3 separate regions of the Homo sapiens genome follow, and all the other regions are linked to region 3. A link is a contact called in ENCODE Hi-C or POLR2A ChIA-PET data. All regions are on one chromosome and are shown on one strand. The core of a region is the stretch at or near the end of the contact, and the rest is flanking DNA. Distances in the headings are between cores, read along the strand shown. Region 1 overlaps RFTN1 (raftlin, lipid raft linker 1). Region 2 overlaps RFTN1 (raftlin, lipid raft linker 1). Region 3 holds the start of PLCL2 (phospholipase C like 2).

Evidence for each region. A loop is a pair of places that touch in the nucleus more often than their neighbours do. ChIA-PET counts read pairs that join two places held with the same protein, here RNA polymerase II (POLR2A). Pooled maps may share reads with other maps.
Region 1: a map of naive thymus-derived CD4-positive, alpha-beta T cell shows a loop between it and region 3 (4-fold over the local background). The contact joins the enhancer-like site here to the promoter of PLCL2 in region 3. A Hi-C loop is called at or near these places in 1 of 168 maps with a recorded cell type or tissue (naive thymus-derived CD4-positive, alpha-beta T cell). POLR2A ChIA-PET finds 5 or more read pairs at or near these places in 1 of 52 experiments (OCI-LY7).
Region 2: a loop to region 3 is called in a pooled map, with 3 times the contacts of the local background. The contact joins the enhancer-like site here to the promoter of PLCL2 in region 3. A Hi-C loop is called at or near these places in 1 of 168 maps with a recorded cell type or tissue (OCI-LY7), 1 of 37 single-sample maps with no recorded cell type and 5 of 50 pooled maps.

What each region holds. Positions count from the first base shown.
Region 1 is chr3:16,466,792-16,470,271 of GRCh38, forward strand. All of the region lies in intron 2 of RFTN1 (raftlin, lipid raft linker 1), which reads right to left. Among named protein-coding and RNA genes, the nearest start is that of RFTN1, 45 kb to the right of the region's middle. RefSeq lists enhancers at 633-762, 1,003-1,132. Within about 2 kb of position 1,545, at least 7 of the 41 ENCODE cell types and tissues checked have a DNase peak (open chromatin) inside an H3K27ac peak, as active enhancers do.
Region 2 is chr3:16,432,206-16,436,149 of GRCh38, forward strand. It overlaps RFTN1 (raftlin, lipid raft linker 1), which reads right to left. Exons shown (of 10, transcript NM_015150.2): 3 at 1,646-1,832. Among named protein-coding and RNA genes, the nearest start is that of RFTN1, 80 kb to the right of the region's middle. RefSeq lists a silencer at 1,520-1,649. Within about 2 kb of position 1,622, at least 3 of the 41 ENCODE cell types and tissues checked have a DNase peak (open chromatin) inside an H3K27ac peak, as active enhancers do; they include OCI-LY7, where a contact is called at or near this core.
Region 3 is chr3:16,883,214-16,886,663 of GRCh38, forward strand. It overlaps PLCL2 (phospholipase C like 2), which reads left to right and starts at 1,742. Exons shown (of 6, transcript NM_001144382.2): 1 at 1,742-2,153. The coding sequence starts at 1,827. LOC105376972 (a long non-coding RNA gene) reads right to left here and starts at 1,129. Exons shown (of 3, transcript XR_002959616.2): 1 at 632-1,129; 2 at 193-357; 3 at 1-51. RefSeq lists enhancers at 1-594, 1,597-2,092, 2,093-2,592 and silencers at 895-1,564, 1,775-2,104.

The sequences.
Region 1 (3,480 bases), core at 295-2,794, 420 kb before region 3:
ACACAGACACACATACGCTTCTCATAGCTGAAAACATGGAAGGCAGTCCATCTTTCTAGACAGTGAGTATCTAATACAAGTCAAGACACAGTAATTACGCTACAGACAAAGGGAGGGAGGATAAAAAGGAAGGTCACTCTGATTGAAGAGGAGATGGTTAGTAGGGGGATGGATGCAAAGGCCAGATGTGGGAGAAAGAGACTGGCAGGCCTAAGGTCAATTCTTATCTTGTCAGTGTGGAGAAAAATGTGTTACCAGCAGCGTTTAGTCTAATGATGTGTGAGAGATACACAAAACAAAAAGGGGGGTGAGGGTTTTGGGTAGAAGGAAATCATGATCGTAGTCCACTCCTGAGCTAAAGGCCTGAGCCTGGGAACCAGTGGGAGGAATGAAACAGACGGATGCATAGAGAGATGCTGGAAAGAATAATCAAGTGGATATGATGGCATTGGAAATGAGGGAAGGCAGGAGAATAAACCACAGTGCCTTGGTCTTTCAATTTTGAGGAAGAAAGATCCCAAGGTCAATAACACCTCACTTATGCAGAGGCCCCTTGGCTCACAAACTCAGCCATCCAGATGCAGCCCCCTCCTTCTCAGACTGCTCCAGTGCCATCCACAACATTCCACACAGGCCCTACACACAGGACATGGCCCCGGCTGCCTCCGCTGCCCGCCACTCATCCTCATCTCTACTGGATCCAGACACTTGACTCATTCGTGATCCTCAAACATGCCAAGCACATGCTGACCCCGGAAGGAGCCTTCTGTAAGAGAGTGGGCAGGGCCTGAGCCCGGGGAATGCCCAGGGTTAAGGGGAAGCAGAGAAAAGCCCTCAAAGAGGAGTGGCCAAAAGAGGTGATGACCGTGCGCCATGGAAGGGAAACCAGAGATGCAAAAAGCCAACGGCAGTTCATGCACATCAAAAGCTTCAGGGGCATGCAAGTGAATGGAAACAAAGTTCAGTTGAAGAAAGGAATAAAGAAAGGAAGGAAAGAAGACAGAAATGGGTGAAAGCCTTTCACAGCAAATATCTCTGGCAGACAGAGCAGGGAGCAGACCCCAGAGGAAGGAAGTCTAAAAGAGCTTCATCCCTCACCCCACTCGTGCATTTTGGCAGCACCCACCTAAGAGTACACTTTGGGGAAAGAGGGTGAGAGAAGCAGGCTCGCTCTTACTACTACCCCCAAATTAATTCCTCAGCAAGCCTTTCCCATTCATTATCATCATCTTTTCTTCATAAATCAAGTCTGCCAGACTCAAAGACTGGAACATTCAGGAAGTGCTTACTCAAAACATAGAAACATCAATATGGAGACTGCAGACCCCAGAATGATAACAGGGTGAGCTATATTTATATCCCACGGCTGGTGATGCCTCAGCACACTTCACTCTCTAGAAATTCCGTCGGCTTAATTTATGTGGCTCATTCCTCATTCCCTTTCAGCTGACAGGCTTCTTATCTTTTTCATTTGGAAACTTATCTGTAGGAGTTCCCAAACCCTCACTGTCGTTCGTTTTTGAAGTACCTGCATTCTGTCTCGAGTTTCCGGTAGATAAGTAGGGCTCCCTTAGATGCTGTCTGCCTATACCCCATGACTGTCAAAAATGTCCCCACCCTGGGATCAGGCATCAGATCCTAACAACACTGACAGAGTGAAGGGCACGTTTCTCCCTTTGGTGGGATTTTCTCTTCCAAGCCATTAAAACACTTTAAGATGCCTTTTCATATCTTTGCTATCTTTAGATTAGATGCTTAATGCATAAATCAGCCCAAATAGAGTGATGGAGTAGCGGGGAGAGGCTGACGCATTTCCTCACGTACAACCCAGCGTTTGAGTAAAAAAAAAAAAAAAAAAAACTTTACTCAGAAAAAAGATAAGGCTAAAATCAGATCTCAGATTAAAAATGGTAAGGAAATTGCAACTAGCTGTAGCCAATTCAAGCTGAGCCAATTATCACCAATCATAAAAGATGACTTATAAGAGGCCCTGGTGCCCCAGTACAATGGAGCAATTAAATCTTTATAACTGAGACAAAAAAAATGCCACATAATTAGACACAGCCAGAAAAGGGTACGTATGCTTCCCCTTCCTGTGGCTGGCCCATTAGGGCAGGCATGCAGCCATTTCTTCACTGCCAAAAGGCCAATCCATTCCCCCCATCACTCAGCCTGCCTGAATCGCATCTGACACTGGCCACTAAGGTGGAGTTTCCTTTGGCCACAGGCCACTAACAATCCTTGAGTTCCCGCCTATCCCACGTCCAAATAAGTACAAGAATAACAGTGTCCTTATCCCACAGGTTACATGTGAAAAATATCTAGCTGTCTATTGAAGAAGTCAAGGGCATAGCTTCCGGAGCTAGGCACTAAGGTTCAAATCCTAGCTGCGCAACTCCCTAGCAGTTTTCTCATCTGTAAAATGTGCATAATCATAGTATATACTTCACTGAGTGTTGTGGGGATTAAAAGAATTAATATATGTGAAGGACTTCGAAGCGTGACTGGTATATATTAGGTGCTATGTGAGTCGGTTGTTGTTATTACATACTTCCCAATAGTATCATTATCATCATCATCATTATTATTAAGCACTTTACAATAGCAAGAGTTGCCATCAGCAGCCAGTTATGAGGCTGTTATGCTTATCCAGGCTGGACAAATCTGGGCCACTGGTTAGAGGAATGGAGAAGACAAGCTGACACCAAGAGACAGTGCAAAGGCAGGTGCACGACCTTCCACAGATGCCTGGTGCAGGCGGGAAGGAACTGGAGACGCAAAGTGGGACTCCAGGATGCCGCACTGGGGAGCATGGTAGGGCGTGCTCCACAGAGGGAAGGGGGGAAGAGAGAGGACCAGGAGCTTGGGGGCAGACATGCTGGCCTGAGGCCCCTCCAGGACTTCCACAGAGGACGGCCTTGGGCCCAGAGGATGCTTGCTCACCTTGAACATGAAGCTACTTCTTTTTCCCTCCTTGCACAACAGCACTGACTGGACACAAAGCCAAAGTCAACCCCAGGGGAAGATAGGACAAACAATCACAGCAAGTACATCCCCAAGGACCCTTTCTGTTGACACAGGGACATTTCCTGAAGGTTTATTCTGCCCCAGCCGCTCCAGATATGTTATCTCATTTCACCCTGACAATAACCCAGAGGAGCTGTGTGCTCAGAAAGGGTTAAGTGACTTGCTCAAGGTCATGGGGTTAGCAAGGAGCAGAAGTGAAAATTGAACCTAGATCTGTCAGAAAGAGAGGGGGGTCCAGGCTACAGACCCAGAAACTTGTGTTCTGACACCAGAGATGGGATTTCTCTGGGCCTTCATTTGTCTATCTTTAAAATGGGGATATTTGTCCTTCCTGCTCCACTTCTGGTATGACTGAGGATGCTCCTATAGATCAAGTCTCCTGCAGATAACAACTATAAACTCTGCACACACGCACACACACACACACACACATACAGACATAAAAACAAAACA
Region 2 (3,944 bases), core at 372-2,871, 450 kb before region 3:
CAGCCAATCAACCTAAAGGAACCAATAATGGACTGGGCGTGGTGGCTCACACCTCTAATCCCAGCACTTTGAGAGGCCTATGTGGGAAACTCTCTTGAGCCCAGAAGTTCCAGACCAGTCTAGGCAACATGGCGAAACCCGGTCTCTACCCAAAATAAAAAAATTAGCCAGGCATGGTGGCGTGCACCTGTAGTCCCAGTTACCTGGGAGGCTGAGGTGGGAGGATGGCTTAAGCCTGAGAGGCAAAGGTTGCAGTGAGCTGAGATCATGCCACTGTGCTCCAGCCTGGGTGACAGAGTGAGACCCCATCTCAAGGAAATAAAAAAGAAAAGAAAAGAAACCAATATGCAGCCAGGCTCAGTGGCTCACACCCATAATCCCAGTGGTTTGGGAGGCCAAGGTGGGAGGATCGCTTGAGGCCAGGATTTCAAGATCAGCCTAGGCAACATAGCGAGACCTTGTTTCTACAGAAAAAAAAAAGAGAGAGAGAGAGAAAGACAAACTAATACACATAAAAGGCAGACACTGAGAAAAGTCTTGCCCTACCAAAACATGTGTGAATTCTGGGTTCGAGCAAAAACATGCACCACCTTTCACTTTGAATTCTAATGTGTGTTGACGTAATGTGTGTTGATGTAGAGTAAGAGCCCCAGAGCTTGATCAACCATGAAGAAATAAAGGAAAGGAAAGGAAAGAGGAGTCAGTCTTAGACACGCAACCTCATGCCTCACAGCTGTCCCTTATGAGCACACCAGCCAAATGCTTTGTCTACCTGCAAAGTGACTTTAAAAGGAGAGAACAAGGAGGAGCTGCTCTGTACTCCCTTTTTAAAATGTGGCACATGCTGTCATTCCTTCTATGATAGTTGGCCAAAAGACAAATCTGATTTCCTTTCCCAGACTTCATTTTAATTTTTATTTTTATGAAAGCAGGAAAAACATACTGCTCTCTCCATCCCATCCTCACTGTTTTTTTTTTTTAAAAAAATTAATATTGTTCCTTTTGAAAGACTAACCCCACTTCTCTTTTCTTAATTAGGCTCAACTGAAATATAGGCATAAGCATTCAACTGGGCAAGCCAAACTGAAAAACATCCCCAAGCCCTGAAAATCTAAATCAAGACCAAACCAATTATAGCATTTTATTTAGGTGGTGTTTATTTTTTGTATTTTTTTAACTGTCAAGTGATTGACAGAATTTATGGTAGGCGCAAAATGTTAAAGTATTTCTAGACTTTGCGGGAAGACATTAAGTTTGTCTATAGCCTCTAAACAAAATTATTTGTTTTCCAGTCATGCCTTTCAGTTTAAAAGTATTGCACTTTTACTAGCCACATCATTCTGGGCATATGCTTCTTCTGAGGAGACATTTTTCTAGCTGAGTTTAATCCAGTGAGTTAAAAGAGGGAAAGAATGTAAAATGGAACTCTCTACTTGCAGTTGGACATGCATTTGTTTTTCATCGCAGGATGCTAGGAAAGAAACCTCTCTGGTTGTCTAACTGTTTGCCTCACCTGTCTGAGGGCTGAGGCCCTGAGGACAGCATGCAAATTTCAACCCCCAACCCCATCCTCTCACTTCCCCTCCTCTATTGAGCATAACTTAGCCGCAACAGGATGCTACCCATTCACCCGTGGAGGCCTTACCTGTCGGTTTTCTTGATCAGGATGGCTCTAAAGATGTGCTCCAGGGGCGTCTTCTCCCGCTCATGGGTGGGCTGCACGAAGGGGTGCAGGGCCGCCAGCGAGAAGCCCTGCTGGTACAGCTCCAGGAGCTGGGCGGGCAGGTCACGCAGGGAGGCCAGCCTCACTGCTGAGGACCCAGGGAGCTCCGCTGGAGTGGAGAGAGGAGAGGCTCATCAAAGACCCATCACAACGCCCACTCAGCCCTGCCCAAACCCCTCTTCCCTTGCCCTCGGGGAGGATCCTCTAGGTCACTGCTAAAATGAGTTTGTCCCAGTTTTTACTGTCTTCAAACAGACTTTATAAGCAGCCTGTCGTTTTCCAAATCACCCAAAGGCATTAATAATTGGATGTCGGCCAGGCGTGATGGCTCAGGCCTATAATCCCAGCACTCTGAGAGGCCGAGGCAGATGGATCGCTTGAGCCGAGAAGTTTGAGACCAGCCTGGGCAACATAGTAAAACTCGGTCTCTCTTAAACAAACAAACAAACAAACAAACAAACAAACAAAAACAAAAAAACCCCCTCAAAATTAGCCAGTGCTTGTGGTCCTGGCTACTCAGGAGGCTGAGGTGGGAAGATCGCTTGAGCTGGAAATGGGGAGGTTTGCAGTGAGCCATGATAGGGCCACTGCACTCTAGCCTGGGCAACAGAGCAAGCCACTGTCTCAAAAATGAAATAAAATAAAATAATAATGGACTGTCTTAGATCTAGAGTCGTCTTATCAGTGATCACAATGAAAAAGTCATTTCCACCCTCTAAAAAAAAACACACAGAAATAAAGAAAGAAAGGAAGAAGGGAAGGGAAAAGAAGAAAAATACATTGAGCAAATATAAAAATACTAGGTGGCAAAAAGCAGCATAAACAAAGTCAAAAGACAAACTGGAACAAAATTTCTGTGACCCTTAAGACAAAGGGCTAATTTCCTTAAATTTGCAAAACACTCCCCACCCCAAAATAATTTTTAAACGGGAAAAATATATGAATAGGCAATTGCCTTAAAAGTGTAAAAGGCTAACCAATATTTGAAAACACACTTTAATTCAGCATTAGAATTACACAAATAAAAACCAGGAATATTTTCACCTATTGAATTATTTTAAAATTTGGATTTTTAATTTATTTATTTTTGAGAAGGGCAAACAACGTTCAAAAGTCAAAAGGTACAAATGTGTATTCAGTGAAAAGTCTACATCCTAGCCCTATCCTCTACCTCCTACATTTATTTCCTTAGAGGAAATCAGTATTATCTTTTTGTGTGTATATGCATTAACAATCAAAGAATTCATACAAAAGTGAACAGGTCTATATATTTCCCTCCTCTTCTACACAAATGTCAGCATAACATTACACACCTAGCTTTTTAGAATCAATTTTTATCAATTAACAGTATACTTTTCGGCCAGGGGCAGTGGCTCACGCCTGTTATCCCCGCACTTTGGGAGGCCAAGGTAGGCGGATCACTTGAGGTCAGGAGTTTGAGACCAGCCTGGCCAACATGATGAAACCCCATCTCTGCTAAAAATATAAAAAATTAGTCCGGTGTGGTGGTGCATGCCTGTAATCCCAGCTACTCGGGAGGCTGAGGCGGAAGAATCTCTTGAACCTGGGAGGCGAAGGTTGCAGTGAGCCGAGATTGCGCCACTGCACTCCAGCCTGGGCAACAAGAGCTAAACTCCGTCTCAAAAAGCAAAAAAACAAAACAAAACAGTATACTTTTCTTAAGAGACCATTTCATAGCAGTACACAGAGTGCTTTCTCATTCTTTTCTACAGATCCATTGTGTGATATACCATGGAGTATGCAAACTTTTGCTCTTACAAGTAATCTTTTAGTGAAAAATCTCATTCCTACATGATTTTGCATGTGTGCGCTTATAGTACATATACAAAATAAATTCCTAGATGTGGAATTGCTGGGTTAAAAATATATGCATTGTGTGCCTGTATCAAAACATCTCATGTACCCTATAAATATATACACCTACTATGTACCCACAAAAAGTAAATAAATAAAAAATCAGAGATGTAAATATATATATATATATATATATATATATCACACACATATGTATGTGTGCATTGTAATTTTTTCAGCTAGTGCTATTTCCCCCATAGAGTATTATGGATTTATCTGCCATCAGTGATGTATAAAGTTATTTCTTTTCCCATACTCTGACAATTCTCAGTGGAAAAAAAAAGATCCCTGTGACATGGTAACTTATATTTATCTTATTATGTAATTTGTATTTTTTCTTATTAAA
Region 3 (3,450 bases), core at 492-2,991:
CCCGCCTCTGGACTATTAGTTTCTCCTTTGCGCCCTGCGGGGACTGCATTCCTGGAAATGAAAGCACACGAGTTGGGGAAGGGCTGGGGTGCCAGAGAGGGTAGGAAGCTGGAGCCCACGGAGCCTGGGATGGAGAGGTGGGTGGGCCCAGGCCTGGGGCGTGGGGTGGCGGTGGAAGGTCTGGGGTCTCACCCTTCGGAGTTTTGAGTCTTGTCTGGCTCCAGGGAGGGAGATCCAGGGGAGATATTTACGAACGGAAGCCACACGATCAGCTTGGACTTTTAGGCCAGTCACTCCGCCTTAAGTGGGTGCGTGAGAACCAGAAGAGGGACTGGCTGTAGCGCTGCAAGTGAGATCCTGTCCCAAAAGATGAGCCTGACTTAGGCTGGGCCCCGCAGGCCGGCAGGGCCAGCCGGCATCCCTGGTAGGGGAATCGGGAAGGTCTCAATGATAAATCTGTGTGTGGAGACTCAGAGGGCACGAAATAGGCTCTGCTGATGTCCTCTGCCCCTCATAGCCTGCCAGCCACCCCAGCCTTCACCCCTGCCTCAGCATCCTTCCAACTAGTTGAATCAATCAGGAGCCCAAGGGAAAGGAATTGGTCCCAGTGTATGAAATGAGTCTGACCTACTGGGGAAGTCAGAGAGGAGTGTCCCGAACTGGGTGGGAAGGAAACGAGTTCCGTGCGCGGGGCTGGGGCAGGAGTGAGGCGCAGCGGCCGAGATCCTGAGCCCCGGGACCCTTGTTCCGGGCCCCGAGGCCTACTTGGTAGTTGCCCCTCGGGGTTCCGGGTGGGTGACTGACAGTTGCAGCAGCTCTGGGGAGGCGAAGGATAGGCAATGACTTGGGGCTCCCGTCCACTCGGCTTTGAGGTCCCCGCGGCCCGATGACCCGGCCTCGGTGACAGCAGCCGCGACGGCGGCAATCTCGACAGGGAGCTAGGCGGCTCATGGTGGGTCAGGGGGCGACCGAGGAGGGACCACGCGGCCTGTAGGGGGCAGCGCCGAGCTCGGGAGGAGACAGCAGCCGGCGGGTGGGGTGGGTCTGGGCTGCCCCCTCCGGGAGCTGCCCCGGGGCCGCACGGCGATTGTCATACCCGGCCGCCCCTGCCCGCCGTGGGCTTCCTCTCGGCGCCGCGGGCCTTAACGGGGCTCTGAGGGGACGTGACAGAGCTCGGCACGCGGCAGCCTCTGGGGAGTTAGGGTCCGGAGAGACCCACGCGTCGCCCCCCGCCCGCCCGGGGCCGGGAGATCCTCGGGAGCCGCCTCCGCGTGTCCAGAGAGTGTCGGGGCGGCCGCCACTTCCCCTCGCCCTTCGCCGGAGGTGGGCGCCTTTTCCTGCGTGGCGGGTGCTCCGACCCCAGTTGCTCTGAGCCCCGGGGAAGCGCGCCCCGAGCCCCTGACGTGGGCGCCCCGTTACCTCGGGGTGGGTGCCTGGGGCCCCTGAGGTGGGCGCGGGTTGCCCCGGGGTGGGCGCCCGGCCCGCGCGGGTTATTTTTGGCGCCCGCAGAGGCGCGTGTGTTGGGGCGTGTTTTCCTTCCCCAGGTGCCGAGAGCCGGGGCTCCGCCGGCGCCGGAGCTGACTCGTCTCTCTCTTCTTTCCCCTGCAGGAATCTTCCGATAATTCTGCCGCCGCGACTTTAACCGTGCGCAAGGCGAGAGCTCGAAACAAACATCACATCTAAATTAAAAAAAAAAAAAAGCGGAAGAAGCGGCCGAGGCGGCGGCGGGAGGAGAGGAGGAGGGGCCGCGCGCGGCGGCCCGAGGCGGCGGCGGGGACGCGGGGACGCGAGGACGCGGCTTTGTGCAGGCGGGTCGCGGGGCGCCCATGGCGGAGTGCGGCCGGGGGGGCGCCGCCGGCGGGGCCCTGCCCACCTCCCCGGGCCCGGCCCTCGGCGCCAAGGGCGCCCTGAAAGCCGGAGTGGGGGAAGGCGGTGGCGGGGGAGGTCGCCTCGGCCACGGGCGGGCGCGCTATGACAGCGGCGGGGTTTCCAACGGAGACTGCAGCCTCGGCGTGTCCGGGGACGAAGCCCGGGCTAGCCCTACCAGGGGACCCCGCGGCGTTGCGCTCGCCCCGACCCCCAGCGCGGTCGTCTGTACCCTCCCCCGGGAGAGCAAGCCGGGCGGCCTGCCCCGCCGGAGCAGCATCATCAAGGTAGGTGGGAGAAGGGCGCTCATCGCCCACCCTCAGCCGTCCTTGGATTCTATTTTCTCCCTGGGGGAGTGGTGGTGGAAGGAGGAAGCCCACTGCTAACAGGAACCACTGGAGCATGGGTGCTTGGGGTGGTTGAGCGGGGATTGGATGCAAATGGCATGTGGAAAGAATGGAGAGGTGATCCCTAATGTGCAGGGGGAGCTGTGCTCAGACATCCTCAGTTGAACTTGGGGCTGTCACCTCTTCCAGGATTGGTCTGGCATTAGGGCCTTGTACCTGCCGGGGTAGGGCATACTCTTATGTGTAGCCTAGTCTGGTTAACAGACTCCCTGTAAGATTTCTATTGTATCTTAAACACAGATAGGGATTATGTGAAATGTGAGAACATTTTCTTAAAAATCCCAGGCGGCGAACAGAGGGTGAACAGAGATTATTTAATAGGGTTCTTCTGATCCGTATACAGTTAGTTGGCTCTTACAAATGTTTACACTTCGAGGGTGCAAAATCTCCTAATATCCGGTCACTCAGTCACAAAGAAAAATAGAGTAGATTTCTGAACATAAATGCAGATTTCCGCTTTCTTAGGCTCAAAAGCTCAGAGATTACAGTTCCACACGATTTAATCTTTTTCCTTGCTGCAGTAGGCAGGCCTCGAGTACTGTGGAAGTTCTTTTGGGCAGTTTGCTTGGTTTTGCTTGCACAGTGTTAGCGGAAGAAAGCCAGCGATTGTTTTGAGCATTTTAAACTCAAGAAGTAATATTAGGAACTCCCGAGTTTGTGTTAGTTTCATTCTAATGTTACATTTTGGTTCGCAATGTAAAAATATTTTTCATGACATGAAGTGCAAAAAAAAATAGTTGATGAGCTAAGAAGAGCAGAGCCTTAGGCAAGACCAGCTCATTCGGCTCGCTCAAGTTTGGAGCAAATGAAAACATTGCTTTCTGAAAATCAAGGAGTTATCAGGACAGGGAGCAGCAAAGCAAATTGACAGGCTGCACCCACCCTTCCTGTGGCTGATAACTGGTGGGAGGGCAGAACGTGCCACAGTAAAGAGAGTTGGCAGTGGTGGTATCTGAAATTTTATTGGACCTACAGAAATCTTCCAAGTACTGTGAAAATGTCTGATGGTGTTATCAACTTATGCAGTAATCTAGTGAAATATACCATCTTGCTACTCTATGTAAGAGGCAATTGTGAAACTGCATTTCCCTTTGTCATCTGTTTGCGCAGTTTATGTCTGGGCAAGGACACAATTTGAAGGGTTTGGAGATGAAGTGTATTAACTACCTGCAGCACA